2 separate regions of the Mus musculus genome follow, and region 2 is linked to region 1. Evidence: chromatin loops called from intact Hi-C (ENCODE). Cell type or tissue: left cerebral cortex. All regions are shown on one strand.

Evidence for each region. Peaks named below come from ENCODE experiments on the same cell type or tissue, not always from the same donor. Only the 100,000 strongest peaks of a DNase experiment are listed, where the experiment ranks them.
Region 2: it touches region 1 in a loop (2.1-fold over the local background); 2 of 42 quality-filtered maps call a loop at or near these places.

The regions. Positions count from the first base shown.
Region 1 is chr2:28,122,855-28,125,354 of GRCm38, reverse strand. The region is part of intron 5 of F730016J06Rik (a long non-coding RNA gene); the gene reads right to left. Among named protein-coding and RNA genes, the nearest start is that of F730016J06Rik, 29 kb to the right of the region's middle. In left cerebral cortex, no CTCF peak of the experiment used is centred here; DNase peaks (open chromatin) are centred at 442, 874 and 1,161; H3K27ac peaks cover 1,413 bases.
Region 2 is chr2:28,188,697-28,191,196 of GRCm38, reverse strand. No RefSeq gene overlaps it. Among named protein-coding and RNA genes, the nearest start is that of Olfm1, 16 kb to the left of the region's middle. In left cerebral cortex, a CTCF peak has its summit at 1,474 (motif pointing right); a DNase peak (open chromatin) is centred at 2,452.

The DNA.
Region 1 (2,500 bases):
CCCAGCCCTCATGGCCATGTTTTCATGATTCACCTACCCCATGGCATCCTCTCCTCTCTCCACATTCTTCTCTTCCCCCTTGTGGTGGTCCCACCTTAGACCACAAGCTCAAGAATTGAAACTCCTTTTACCTCCCTTATGCCCAACTATTGGTTGTAGGCATCTTTATTCAACAGATAGTTTTAAATTAAGGAGCAAGGTTACATAGCATCACTTAGTGTATGTGATTTCCTCATCCTGGGGGGCAAGTAGACCTTGGAGGCCAGTATTTAGCATTGCAATTCATAGCAACAGACCAAACTTGGGGACACCTCCATCATCTTGGATGAACCTCAACCCATGAGCCAAAACAAACCGTTCCTTTCTTAAGTTGTTCTTGTTGGCTGACTCATCAAAGCAGTGAGAAAAGTAACTAAGACAGAAAGTAAGGTACCCAAGCTCACCCAGGACTCAGGTGCAAGGCCAGGGACCAGCACTGCATAGGGACAGGATCCTGGCAAAAGCTGCTTGCCCCTTCCATCAGCTCCCTCGTCTGTAGTTGCAGAATACCTTATCCCTGGGCCAGGCCATGGTGGAGACGACCCTGGAAAGGCTTAACTCAGTCAGGCTCCTCCGAGCTACTTGAGCTAGACCTGTACCTTGGCCATTCACAATCATGCCCTGCTGTGACTCCTCCACCCTTGGTTTCTGGTTCCAGCCACTCTTTGACTTCTATCGGCTGTCATCCCAAACAGTAGCTCACCTTTAGCAGGGGCAGGCTTATTCCTCGGTAGCTTCCCCTCCCCCAGTCTGCTCTCACTCTGGGCACTTGTTACTGTCCTGCATTTGAGTGGATCTCAGTCCCACACCACACTCTCCGATCTGCTGCCAGAGCCTGAACAAAATTACTCTTGCTATTTTTACCAAAAATCCAATGCAATTTTGTTCCCTTACACAGCCAAGGTTTTGTATCTTGGACAGTGTCTTGCAGGTCAGAGGACGAGTGTTTTTAAGCACTTTGCAGAATTGCTGTAGCCTGTGTTCTTGCTGTCCATTCGTCCTGTGGCCTTCTGCTAGCCTGTCTCTTGGGCACTCTGAAGTCAGGAGATTCTGAGGCCAGGCCTCCCCTCCTCTGCATCATCACCCCCACACACCAGCCTACTCCCCCTGGCCCTCCAGTAGGCTTCAGAAGGAACCGCCTCCATGTCTATAATTATAGCCCGCACCATGCCCTGGATTGCTATGGTCTGCTATTTTTACTTTTGCACTGAGGTTTTTGTCTTGTTCCTACCTCAGGTGCAAGGACACATGCTGGGCAGATGTCACTCCTCAGATCTGAGGTCATCCTAAGAGGCTGCCCCACTTCTCCAGACAGTTATGCCCAGGATGAGGCTGTCAGGAGTTGGCAGCCTGATACCCCCAAGGAGGACTTTTGCTGGGAAGCTGTGTATTTAGGTGGAAAAGCCAGCACCTTTGTTTTTGTCTGTTTATGAGCATAATTTCAGATGAATATCAATGACCCCAACCCCACGACAGTACAGGGATGTCACAAACATCCTGGTCTGTTTACATGTGGCAGATGTTTTCCTGTATGTAGTTCCTGGAACCTGCTCTGTATTCTATACCAGGTGCCACGCCTTCAAGACTACAGCCTCCCACTGCTGCAGAGCAGGTAAGAGGGTCATCAATGTCACCACTGAAGACAACATTTAATCACAGTGGCTTAGTACACATGGCTTATGTTAGAACATCAGACCAGAGACTGCTCAAGTTCAGCCCTCCCTGTCTCCATCCTCAGTTGATTCTGGGATTCTTATTGCTACAGGGAGAGGGAGGAAAAGGGAGAGGGGGAGAGCAGGAGGAGAGGAGAGCAGCAGGGGGAGGGGAGGAGGGAAAGAGAAAGAGTGAGAGAGATCAAGAGCCAGAGCCAGAGCCAGAGCGAGCGAGCGAGCGAGAGAGAGAGAGAGAGAGAGAGAGAGAGAGAGAGAGCCTTCCTAGTCTGATGTCAGGGAGTGACAGACACTATTTCCCCCTAAGGAAGCCCACAGACCAGGCAGCCAGGCTCTGGTTATCAAAGGGCAGCACATCCCCCACTCACACCAGCTACCTCTCAACCAGATATCCCTTCCACCTTTTCACTCCTTCCCTGGGATTTGCCCCCTCCTCCCAGCTGCCCAGGAATCAGGGACAGCTAGCTACAGGCTTGTATCTTGGAACCTTCCCCTTTCCTCTGAGACCCAAAAAGGACTCCTCACCCCCACCCCCAACCCCGCTTGCTTCCTGAACTTTCATTAGGGTCTGCTTCATGCCATTGTCTGCTTTTCTATATGACTAAAAGATCCTGACAGAGAGTAAAAAATTATTTAAGCCCCTAGACCTGTGTCCAAAATAGCCCCATTGTTCCAGGATGCCAGGTGTTTGTGGTTTTTGCCTTTCTATAGCCCAGTGCCAGGTGTTTGTGGTTTGTGTGTCTATATAAATCCCTTACCCCTTGAGCTTGTTGTCAATTCCTCTACCCCTG
Region 2 (2,500 bases), 66 kb before region 1:
ACACACACACACACACACACACACAGACACACGTACATGCACACGTGCAAACACATGCATGTATACATGCACACATAAGCATGCACATACACATACATACATGTCCACATCCACACTCGCAAACACACATGTACATGTGCACAAACAAATGCATGCATGCAAGCATGTGTGCACAGGCACACACTCATGCACACTTGCACACACACACAGGACAGGAGAGAGATTAGACATTACCAGGACTAAAGGGAGAAGAGTAAGGAATGATTACTGAGAGCAAAGTCAGGTTTGAGGTTTTGAATGAGAAAGATTTTGAAGATGGAGGGAGGGAATGACTAGACAGATTGGTGACTTACTTGTGTTGCTAAATTGGACACTTAAAATTTTACATATTGGATATATTCTTGTCCCAATAAAAATACAATAATTTAATAGACCCCAAACCTTTGACTTGATCACTTCAGGTTTATTTTAATTTATGTGTATGTGTGCATGAATGTGTGTGTCTGTGTGTGTGAGTGAGTGTGAATGTGTGTACCATGTATGAGAGTCCCCACAGAGGCTAGAAAAGGGTACTGGTTCCCCTGGAGCTGGAGTCACACAGGTGACTGTGATCCCCCTGGTGTGGGCACTGAGAACTGAACACAGGTCTCCTGGAAGAACAGCGAGTACTGTGAATGGGAGAAAGTTGTGGAGTCGGCATTAGTGTTGGATAAAACTGTTTTTTTTTTTAAGTTACTTACATTGTATAGAGCTGTACCTCAATGATAGAGCATGCACAGGGCCCTGAGTTCTGTCACAGAAACACACACACACACACACACACACACACACACAAACACACACACACACACACACACACACACACACACACTCCTCCTTCCCCAAACCCAAACATAGTCATTTATTGTACGACTTTAAAAAAAAAACATGTAATACAATGAAGAAAACATCAAGAAAGCCCACCCCTGGGACCACTGAGGTAGCACTCAGTCCCTGCATGTTCATTCTCTCATGCATATAAACAGATAATTGAGAATTTGTTGTCTTTACAGCCACCTAGCCTGGCTTCTGATCCAAGTCTGCTTCTCAGGAGCTGCTGTGATTCTCGCTGGTCATCCCTAGGTGTCCCTCCCATCCCTGTCAATAGAGTGATGGTCAGTTCGCCACTCTGTGCCAACCTAGTGGAGCAAAGACACTGGTGAGGGCCAAACACAGCCCTGCCTGGCACTCAGGGATGGCTTGAAACAGGAGAAGAGAGTGAGATTGTCACTTGGCCATTCAGTCTGGAAACTGCGTCCCGTGGCACAATGGTGTGCTGTGTCTACAACATGGACACATTTTTCTTGGATAGTTTATTTCCTTGCTTATTTTAATCAATGTTTCTGGTTTTGTTTATTTTAATTTTAAATTTTTATTTGTATTATTTGTAATAATATGTGTCTGTGCAGGAGAGCATGGAAGTACCCATTGGAGACCAGAAGAGGGTGTCAGATCTCTAAGACTTATGGGTGGTTGTACGCCACCTGGGAAGGTTGCTGGGAGCCTAACCCCAGGCCTCTGAAAGAGTAGAACTGCTCTTAACAGTTGAGTCTCTCTAGTCTTATTTTAATTTGTGAATTTTAAAAAAAAAAATTAATTGATGCATAATACTTGTATTTCCTCCCACATACTTCCAGTCAAATCGCCTCTAGATTGTTGCTAATACTCAGTGTAATGTAAAACTGTATAAACAGTTATTATAATGTATCATCTAGCTCACTTCTGCAGCCTCCCATTCCTGCAAGCTATTTTCCATCTGTGGACTTGGGGACCTGCAGACACAGAGGCCAACCGCATTACACTTTAGCTGAATATAAAGCCAGGACATAATTACGCAGAGCCAACGTCACTGGCTACCCTGGAGTTCGTCATCACGGGGAAAGATCTATGGAGATGGCATCCTACATGCTCATTTGGACCGTCACCTGTGTTGAAGGCTAGCAGCTAGTGTGCTCAGTTCCTCCTTCCTCCGGCCTCCAGTGTTTCACTCCTGCCCCTCCTCTAACCTTGTACTTTTGTTGCTTGGCTCAGTTTCTGTGTTGGGGTGGAAGCAGGGTCCTCCAGGTTGCCACACCTCATGCAACTCTCTGGACACAAGGCTTTCCTGTCTGGAAAGGTGTAGGTCCAAGGGCTACCGTGTCAGGCAGACCCAACCTTTCTGTGCCAGCCTTGAAACCCTGAGCTGTCTCAGACACAACTCAGTGGTTCCCAGCCACCAGGGTTACTGAGCACTGGACTGGCTTGGTCCGCCCCACTTCCTAGCTTCCTAACTACCTCACCCGCTGTCTTTCTGATGGACCAGCCAGCTTTCCTGGTGTGTCTCCTCAGGATACCCGGAGAATCGATATGTTTTGTACTCCTTTAAGCCAGGCTTCCTGCTACCACTGAGCCTCGTTATAACGTGACAGTGTGTTACCAAGGCAACAGCACTAACTCCCTGTCCTCTCTTTGAATTTCCTAA